Regions from separate parts of the Homo sapiens genome. Here regions 1 and 3 are each linked to region 2. The links are chromatin contacts, found by Hi-C or POLR2A ChIA-PET in ENCODE. All regions are on one chromosome and are shown on one strand. Each heading gives the region's core, a stretch centred on a gene start or an enhancer-like site at or near the end of the contact. The rest is flanking DNA. Distances are from core to core; before and after follow the strand shown.

What was found. A loop is a pair of places that touch in the nucleus more often than their neighbours do. ChIA-PET counts read pairs that join two places held with the same protein, here RNA polymerase II (POLR2A). Pooled maps may share reads with other maps.
Region 1: a loop to region 2 is called in a map of CD4-positive, alpha-beta memory T cell, with 15 times the contacts of the local background. The contact joins two enhancer-like sites. A Hi-C loop is called at or near these places in 1 of 168 maps with a recorded cell type or tissue (CD4-positive, alpha-beta memory T cell) and 4 of 50 pooled maps. POLR2A ChIA-PET finds 5 or more read pairs at or near these places in 1 of 52 experiments (T-cell).
Region 3: a map of naive thymus-derived CD4-positive, alpha-beta T cell shows a loop between it and region 2 (29-fold over the local background). The contact joins the promoter of MCM6 here to the enhancer-like site in region 2. A Hi-C loop is called at or near these places in 1 of 168 maps with a recorded cell type or tissue (naive thymus-derived CD4-positive, alpha-beta T cell) and 4 of 50 pooled maps. POLR2A ChIA-PET finds 5 or more read pairs at or near these places in 1 of 52 experiments (OCI-LY7).

Annotation. Positions count from the first base shown.
Region 1 is chr2:136,135,120-136,138,339 of GRCh38, forward strand. No RefSeq gene overlaps it. Among named protein-coding and RNA genes, the nearest start is that of CXCR4, 19 kb to the left of the region's middle. RefSeq lists an enhancer at 1,509-1,558. Within about 2 kb of position 1,517, at least 16 of the 41 ENCODE cell types and tissues checked have a DNase peak (open chromatin) inside an H3K27ac peak, as active enhancers do.
Region 2 is chr2:134,668,607-134,671,816 of GRCh38, forward strand. All of the region lies in intron 2 of TMEM163 (transmembrane protein 163), which reads right to left. Among named protein-coding and RNA genes, the nearest start is that of TMEM163, 49 kb to the right of the region's middle. Within about 2 kb of position 1,910, at least 9 of the 41 ENCODE cell types and tissues checked have a DNase peak (open chromatin) inside an H3K27ac peak, as active enhancers do.
Region 3 is chr2:135,874,800-135,877,841 of GRCh38, forward strand. It overlaps MCM6 (minichromosome maintenance complex component 6), which reads right to left and starts at 1,644. Exons shown (of 17, transcript NM_005915.6): 1 at 1,460-1,644. The coding sequence starts at 1,566. RefSeq lists enhancers at 734-1,269, 1,039-1,168, 1,859-1,918 and a silencer at 1,239-1,398.

The sequences.
Region 1 (3,220 bases), core at 267-2,766, 1.5 Mb after region 2:
GCTGGGATTTCAGGCGTGAGCCTCCACGCCTGGGCCAGGAGTGATTTTTCTATGGGAGTTATTATCCACTCATTTCTGCACCACCTTCTGCATTGATAGAAATCCTTTTCATCTTAGAGCCCATTTTCCATCCCATGTCCTGGGTAAAAGCTTCCTGATGGATATTCAGTTCCTTACTTCCCCAAATGCTTGCTGAGCACTCTGTCCCAGGCACCAGACATAGGGATAAAGGCAGTGCACAAGGCCGACCAGGAACCTGTCCTCATGGAGCTCACAAGGATCCAGACAAGTGCACCTGCACTTATAGTTCAACCTAAACCAAACGTGGAAGGCTTTCCAAAAGAGATGACCTCAAAACTAAGACAAAACAAGTAAATGGGAGTTAATGAGGTGAAGGGGGTAAAGTGAGGTGTTTTGCTTTTCCTTGCACTCATGGTATGAAGCATCTTCTGGCACTCTGTTTTGCATCAGCTTGTGTTGTTTCTATGCTCAATGTAGGCATGCTGTTTGTTACCTTTAAGGTGCTATAACTCTTTGAGAGCCAGAGAGTGTGGTACTTTTCCACTTATCCTTCTCAAGTTTTAGCACAGTATGGTATAGTTTGCAAGGAAGGAAAGTAGCATTTAAGGAGGGCCCATTGTGTGTCTGTCACTTTGTGTGCAAGAGGTAAAAGCTACTGTGTTACTGAAAGGAATGGGAAGCCATACAGTTAGGGCAGTGCCACAGGCTGGAAATCAGGATAGTGGTTGTATTTTTGTCTCCACTGCTGAGTGGGTGTGTGATTTTGGGTGAATCTCTAAACTTCCTCTGGGCCTGACCTGATTTCCTCATCAGTGGAATGAAGGTATTCCACTCCAGCATCTTCCAGCTCTGTCATCTACTTTTTCCTGTGGCCTTGCAGGCCATCTGGTTGTTGTTGAACTGGTGGGAAGACAACTGCAGAAGTTAGTTCAGGGGTTAAATCTGGAAACCCAATGTGGAAATGAAACCGCAGCCCTGAATACATTAAGTGCTGGGTTAGTTGGAGACTAAGGAAAGAAAGTCCCTGAGGAATGAGCCCATGTGAGCTTTAGCGCCTCTGTGCCCACTACCAGGAGCCCCCAGTGCAAGCTATCAGCCAGGGAGGAACAGTGTTTGCTCGGGCTTTGCTCTGTGGGCATGCAGAGCTTCCACCCGGCAGCATCTACACCTGCGGTCTTGTAACCTAGCTACAGAAATAGCAAGTATGTGCGCAGAAGGCAAGTTGATGAGCTAGACAGTGGGTACAGACACTTACAGCAGAACTTTGGTGCTGAAAACACCTAGTTCAGGACATCATGTACTAACTCAAGGGTGCCTCCCCCTTTTTGTCTCTCTTAAATTTTTCAAAACAGGAAGAAACTTTTCTTCAACTGCAGGCACCAATAACCTATGACCTTCTAGAGAGATCATTTTGGAAACCATCTAAGAAAGCTACCCTCACTGAGGGGATGCTAGTCACTCTTTTCCCCTCTCCCCACAACTCCCCACCCTCCTTTTTTTTTTGTAACTCTGGGCTTCTGGCAACAGTTTGGAAGGTTGGCACAAGGCCATCTGAAACCACAGTGGGGTGTTAGGTAATCTGTTCTCATTAAAATGCTGTTCTGTGGTTTAATTTTCAACGGTTTCTTTGCAGCTTGAAAACACACATACTATATTTTTTGAGGTAAGGAGAGATGGCTGTTACAGAGGCAAAAAGGCGGGAAGATGGGGTACCCCTAAGACACTTCCTGGTATGTTTCCAGAAAAGAAACAGCTGCTTTCATTCTAGAGGGGGCAAATTGAGCCTAAGGCAGCATTTAGGGAGCTTCCTGGACATAACTGACTCTAGGGACAAATGCTTCAAACACATCTGAAAACTCTCCAGATTGAAAGGATCAAATCATATGACCATTCCCCCACTTAGTCATTGAATTGAGCACTTTTATTGACTGTCTACCAAGTGCCAGGCACTGGGAGACATTTCAAATCACACCTGAGGACAGAGAGACAGAAACCACTGCCCAGCAGGAGATCACCACCAGGTGGTTGATGACAAATAGGGCGGTGCAGTACAGTGGGGTAAGCAAGCTGCTTGTTTCTTCTCATCCTCACCTTCATGGAATTCCCACCTTTTGAAGTGTATCAGTGAAGATAGCAAACTAAAGCCCAGGGTTATCATTTCTTTCTAAAAAAGAGAATTGCAACACATTCAAATGCTCTCATTGCCACAAAAAGGCCTTAAGGTTGCCAAGTTTTGAGTTCAAGCTTTAGATGAGTTGCATTCTGTCATGAGCAGCATAACCTCTGTAGGGGTGGTAGGGTGTAACCCCTTTCCTACCCATCATAAGGGTTACAGCCAATACTGCTATAACAAAAGACAGGTTAACAAGAGAAAAACATAGCAAATGTATTAATCAAAGTTTATATGACATAAAAGCCTTCAGAAATGAAGACTCAAAGACCCAGAGAAAGCTGTTTTTATGCTTAGGTTTAATGAAGAATGGACAGCGGGTAGAAATGTGATTGGAGAAAGGGTATGGTGTAATGGTGATAGACTGAGGGGGATATCCAGGGAGGCTGTCTGTTCAAATTCTTCTTGGCCTCTCTGTGCAGCATTCCCTCCTCCCAGGTATGGGGGCAGGACCCTCCGGAATGAAGGTCTTCAAAGGAGAAGGGAGAGAGTGACCTTTCTGGTTTTATGGCTTGCTTTAAGGGAGAGGGGTTCTATTTTCTATGATCTGCCGTGGGGAAGGAGAATTCTAGTTTGTATGGCTCACTTTGGGGGAGAAATGAAGAGAGGTGGAAGACAGGAGGGGAGAAGAAGGTCAGAAAGACTTTGCTTCTGAGGTCTTCCAATCTCCTTTAGTTCAAAGTACTCAGCGTGCCCAAGTGCCATGCTCTGGGTTGCTGCATTCTAAGTCCCAGCACCACTCACCAGCAAGACTAGGGTGCCATCCTCATGCTGATAACAGTGGGTAGTTCAGACAGTCTTCTAGGAACTGTCTCACCTCCCCCACAGCTTCCCCCTTCTTTGTCCCAACCTTCTTGACTGACTCATTCCCACCTCACACAGCTCTGGCTCTGTGACCATGACCTTCGTCCTTAACTTGGCCATTCCCAGCATCTTGGCTTTCTTCCTAGTTCTTCTCTTTGGCTCTAAGCAATGCTGAGGCTCAAGGAACCTAGGCTAACCCCTATCTCTCAGGGTGACAGAAAAGCT
Region 2 (3,210 bases), core at 660-3,159:
AAGAGGGAAACTCCGTCTCAAAAAAAAAAAAAAGAAAAGAAAAGAAAAATGGGTTTTCTGGTGCCCTTTCTCCTCTCCACCCCATAACATGGGTGAATACATAGTAAGCACATAGTTAACTGAATATATCTTAAATAAATGTCTGATCCTCTAAGAACCGAGTCACACACACACAAAAAAAATCTACGAAGGGGACTAAGCATACATGTATATATATATTTGCAGGCAAGATGGGCCTGTGTTCACACTTGGAAGGCCAAACCTTGCCCAGTGCGGTCATTTCTCCACTTCAGTTGCTGAACAACTACAGCATTTCCTAAAGGAGCTCTCACACCGAGAGACTCACTGGCTCACAGCCTCCAGCATGAGCTACATGAAAGAGACCACCGCCAAGGAGTGACTCAAACAAGAAGCCAGGGCGCCCCGTGGCCACATCCTCACTGCAGAGGCATCTGTGAGAGCAGAGCCTGGGGCTGCTCCCCCTCACTTCCAAAGAACAGGAGGGGCCATGGGGACTCAATGAAAAGTCCTTTGATCACGACCAGGATATGCTGGCACTATAAGGACCAAAGTCCCTCACCACAGCAAATACGAACCCTCTTGATACCCACTCATGTGTTCCTGAGCTTCTGTTTCCCCTGGAGATTCCCTCCTACTTTGGGCACGAGGTCCCTTCCTCGGTCACAAGGTACCGAGTCTCTCCAGTCCTAGTTCTATCCTTCATCACACAGAAAAGAAGAATCAACAGTCAAGAGCCCAGCTACCTCTACATCCTTTACTTTTTGCTTTCAATTCTGATCATCTCCAGATGGAAGACACAAATCAGATCCCTAGTACAGATTCTCTAACACCCTCATTCCAAAGCTCATCAGTTATAACAAGTTAATTCCAACCAAGTTCCCCATCCTGGGGCGCAGCAGATTGTTTTTCTGAAGATGGCTATGCCAATGTGGTTCCCATTCCATGTGCATCTCTCTCAGTGTGACCCTGACATTCCGTCACTGACAGTGGGTCTGGTTTCCCTTCCCTTGAACCTGGGCAGACCTCTGCAACTTCTTTGACCAAGAGAGAATGTGGCAAAAGTGATGCAGCACACCTCCTGAGGCTGGGTCACACAAGGCAAATCGGCTTCCACCTGGTTGGCTCTTGGGACATGTGCCTTTAGAGCCCAGAGCCATCACTGAAGACGTCTGGCAACTGCAAGGCCACCATGCTAGAGGGATGAGGTGGAAAGACTACGAGAAGAGAGATGGACAAACAGCCCCATCTGTTCCAGCCCCCGGTTGTTCAAGGGTTCCCTGACCAGGCACCATGTGAGGAAGAAGCCTGTGAGATGACCCTAGCCCCAGCAACCCTCCAACTGTAACCCCATGAGGGACCCTGGGCCAGAACCACCCAGATGAGGGGCTCCCAAACTCCTGCCCCACCGAAACCATAAGCAATAAAGAGCGATTACTGCTGTTTTAGGCCACTGTGTTTTGGGATGATTTTCTGTGCAGCCACAGTGACTGAAACATGGGAACTTTAGTAGACGTGGCTCCTTCTCTCAAAATAGCAATTTACCTCCTCCAGGGTAGGTTTAGAACATCTTGTCAGTGTTTAATTTCACAACTCTACTTCCTAGTAGAGTAAATGGCACCTTTAAAAAAAAAAGTAAGAGTTTAATTTTTTACTTCAAGCTCTTAAGAATTTCACAATACCTCTTTCAAGGTCACTCTGGAGACCTCGCAGCATCTCACACAGGAGTTGGGCAGTCGCCATGGCTAGAAGTGCATGGCCTCCTGTGCTTCCAAAGGGCAGACCCCACGTGGGGGAACACTGGCAGGGCTGGGCAAGATTTGGGCTTCTCCCCTCCCTCTCCAGCAATCTTGCCCTGATACTACCCTTCCTCTACCACAACAGCCACGCCTACAGAGCAGGCTTCTGAAAAACCACAATCAGGCACACTTGTCAATACATAAAAGCAAAACAGCACTGGTGACGTTCATCAAATTCACTGAGAGCTGCTGGAATACCATGGCTGTGGGCAACAGCAGCAAATGACACAGAAAGGTGCATTAATGAGCTCAGGCAAGAGGAAAGAAGGCATGTCATGGGACCCCAGAGCTTCGATTTCAGAAAACCAAAGACTTGGCCTTTTAACTGAGTTTGGCTGGAATCTGAGATCACCTGCTCCCCATTTGTAACTGGAAACCTTTCCATAAAGAGCCAATTACTTGACATTAAAGTCCCCGATTTTAAAGGACTTTGAAACCAACACCACATAAGTGCTTGCATAAACAAAATGTCAGCTTGTGATATTCTGGCTCATGTCTTTTCTTTCAAGCACTGCCCCGTTCTTCCTATCAGCTGCTGGGTCTTCACAGGACTCTAGGAACTCAATCCCTGCCCTGTGGAAGGCTTGCCCTCTGCACCCCAGGTTGCTCTCAAAGGACCCCCTCTGGGAACGATGTCTGTGTCCCTGTCCAGCCGTGTCAGCAGCCCAGTGATTGGGACTGGGGACTGCTTCTCCTTTCCTCACCAGCAGTGAGCTGGCCCTCAGCAAAGACTAAGAGCAAATAAGGCAAAGACTGGCACCTGGCCCGTAGTTCTCAGGCTCCCAAAGGCTGTGAGTCCTGCCGTGTGGCAGAATCCTCACTACTAGTGGTGCCAGTTCAGCAGGCCCTGAGATTCTAAGCTGACTCTCAGGAGCACAGACACCCCTGCAGCAAGGAGACCCACCCCTCCCCAACTCCTGGCTCCTGTAGTCCAGGATCACTTGCTACTTCTCCCCAAACCATTTCAGATCCAGCCACAGATGACCATGGCGCTGCCCTCCCTCTCCCATGTCTGGCCACTCTGTCTCCAGCCTGGCTCTACAGGAACACTGACCTCCCTGGGTTCAAGCCCGAAACAAACTCCTCTGCACATGGCTGCTGCTGCATGGTGCTGCAGCCCCCAGGGATGCCACAGCTCTCTGCTCCTTGCTGACAATACCTCCACCACCCTCTTCTGGGATCCCTTTCTTCCCACCACTGGCTATGAAATGCCATTGTTAACCTCCTCCACATTCCCCACCCCCTGGAAAGACAGTGGTCACAGAATAGAAAGAACACAGGAACTGGGGTTGACGAGCATGAATATGGGCCACAGCCCCACCCCTGAGGGGCTTGACACAGGCTTTAGAGCCACACCCAGCCATCTGAGTCCAAATCCTAGCTCCACCCCTCT
Region 3 (3,042 bases), core at 394-2,893, 1.2 Mb after region 2:
CAGAAAAGGGATACTCAATGTGTACAGACAATGTTATTTAGCCTTAAAAAGTAAGGAAATTCTGACACATGCTACCTCGCAGAGGAACCTTGTAGACATTATGTTACACAAGCCAGACACAAAAGGACAAATACTACACGCTTCCACTTATATGAGGTACCTAGAGTGGTCAAACTCATAATGAAAGGAAGCAGAGTGGTGGGTGACGGTGGCTGAGGGAGAGGGTAACGGAGGAGAGTTCGTGTTTAATGGGCACAGAATGTCAGTTTGGAAGATGAAAAGAGTTTGGAGCCGGACACGGTGGCTCACGCCTGTAATCACTTTGGGAAGCCCAGGCGGGGGGATCACCTGAGGTCGGGAGTTCAAGACCAGCCTGACCAACATGGAGAAACCCCATCTCTACTAAAATACCAAATTAGCCGGGCGTGGTGGCGCATGCCTGTAATTCCAGCTAGTAGGGAGGCTGAGGCAGGAGAATAGCTTGAACCCGGGAGACGGAGGTTGCGGTGAGCTGAGATGGTGACACTGCACTCCGGCCTGGGCAACAAGGGCTAAATTACGCCTCAAAAAAAAAAAAGTTTGGAGATGGGAGAGTGGTGACGGCTGCACAACGAGGTGAATGCACTTAGTGCCACTGGACTCTACACTTAAAAATGGCTAAAATGGTCAACTTTGTTATGTATATTTTACTAAAAAAGAACTTCAAAAGCCATTCCAAACTGCTGACCCTTCATCCTGGAGGCCGTGGTGTATCTGCTCCAGGAAAAATAACCGGTGGGTGAGGCAAGCCAGGGAGGAGGTTGGGGTTATGAAGCTAGGAGCCCAGAGGCACAGAAAAAAAGAAGAGTAGAGAAAGGAAAGGAAGGCCAGAGGGAAAGGGGAGCAAGGGACCCAGAAGAAGGGATATGGTGAGCTACTCTCTGCAGGGCAGGGCTCCGCCCCCCAGCAGCTTTCAAACCACAGTTGACGCAGAAACTTTCATCAGCACAAGAGGCGAGGGTGGCCCGTGCCCTGCGAACCCCCAGCACCATGCTCCCGGCTGCGTGGCCCAGCAGGGCACCGACGAGATTCAATGGCACTTCGGCCTCCCACTCGACCTGGCCGCACCCAGCGGCCCAGTTACTATACTCAGCGAGCCCAGGTTTCCGCGCCGGTCACCGAGGGCTGTGCAAATACCAGGCTCGCGGGGTGGTGAGCATCAAGTGACAGAAGCAAAGCGCTGAGCACTGGGCACGAGCGTCTTAGGGCTCGAGATGGGTTTTACTCCAGAAAAACCCAGCCTGTCCCAGGCTCCTCGCGGCCGCCGGGCTCGGAGCCTAAAGTTGGGGGGCGGGCGGGGAGGCGCTTCCCGGACGCGCGACCCCCAGGTTCCGGAACACCCGCCGCCCACACGGCACCGCCTGGCCCAGACGCCGCAGGCTCCGGAGGCGGGCGAGGCCCGGGGCGCTCGCCGACTTACTCCTCCAAGAAGTCCAGGAACAGTTTCTGGCACTTCTCGGCCACCTCGTCGCGGACCTCCAGGTGCTGGCTGCCGGCGCCCGGCTCCGCTGCCGCCGCGAGGTCCATATTTGCTTAGTGCCGAGGATTCGCCTGCGCCACGCTCGACCGCCACAAGTCGCTTTTTTCCAGACGCTGCAGCTTTGCGCGCGCCGCCGCCGCTTCCGCCCCGCCCCCTCTTCCGACCTGCACGGCCGGAACCAATCGTGACACAGGAGCTGGAGATTTCGCGCCAAACCTGACCAATGAACGGCGCCTCTCCAAGAGCCCCAGCCCACGGAAAGGGATTTCGCGCCAAATGCAAAGCCCTTCTGGAGAAAGCCCATCTGCCTTTGCGCCTGCGCAGTGTAGCCGTGGCCCGCGGGTATTTTTGGCTGCTGGAACAAGTTCGAATCTGAGGGTTTTGTCCGAGTGGTTTTTCAAATGTTCTTTAAATCATTCCACTGATATTAATTGAACGATCGGAGTAAGACTCTATGGAAGAGAAAAATGAGTAAGCCGCTTCTGCTGTCTAGTTAGAGGAAATAATGGAAACCACAGTATAAAACCCTGTAAAAGAGTCAAAGAGATGTCTAAACCTTGCATGGGTAAGGTGGCACAATTATTGTGGTGGTGCTGACCGAGGAAAATCAGCGAAATATTTGACATTGGCCGGGCGCGGTGGCTCACAACCTGTAATCCTAGCACTTTGGGAGGCCGAGGCGTGTGGATCACCTGAGGTCAGGAGTTCGAGACCACCCTGGCCAACATGCAGAAACCCCATCTCCCCTAAAAATACAAAAATTAGTCGGGCGTGGTGGTGCACGCCTGTAATCCCAGCTACTCGGGTGGCCGAGGCAGGAGAATCGCTTGAACCTGGGAGGAGGAGGTTGCAGTGGGCCGAGATCGTGTCACTGCACTCCAGCCTGGGCAACACAGTGTGACTCCGTCTCAAAAAAAAAAAAAAAAAAAAGAAAGAAAAAGAAAAAGAAAGAAATATTTGACACTTTGATTAATCTTTTTTTCTTTTTCTTTTCTTTTTTTTTTCAGATGAAGTCTCACCCAGTCGCTCAGGCTCGAGAGCAGTGGCGCGATCTCGGGTCACTGCAACCTCCAGCTCCCGGGTCCAGGGGATTCTCCTGCCTCAGCCTCCTGAATAGCTGGGATTGTAGGCGCCCGCTACCATGCCCAGCCAATTTTTGTATTTTTAGTAGAGACAGGGTTTTCGCCATGTTGGCCAGGCTGCTCTCAAACTCCTGACCTCAGGTGATCCGTCTGCCTCGACCTCCCAAAGCGCTGGGATTACGGCCGTGAGCCACAGCGCCCGGCCTTAATACCCTTCTTAAAATGCACTATTGGCTTGAGTTATCCTTATGTTTTTTTCCCCCATCTTTCCCTAACCATTTCACTTGGTTTTTCTGCCATCTCTTTGGCCATTCCTGATTAGCATCCTTTGTAGGCGCCTCTCCTTCAGTGAGTCTTTTAAATGTTCTGGTTCCAGAGCCTTCTTTTCCCGTAAAGTCGCTCTCTTGGGCGACCCTTTACACTCCCTTGGCGTTAATTAAC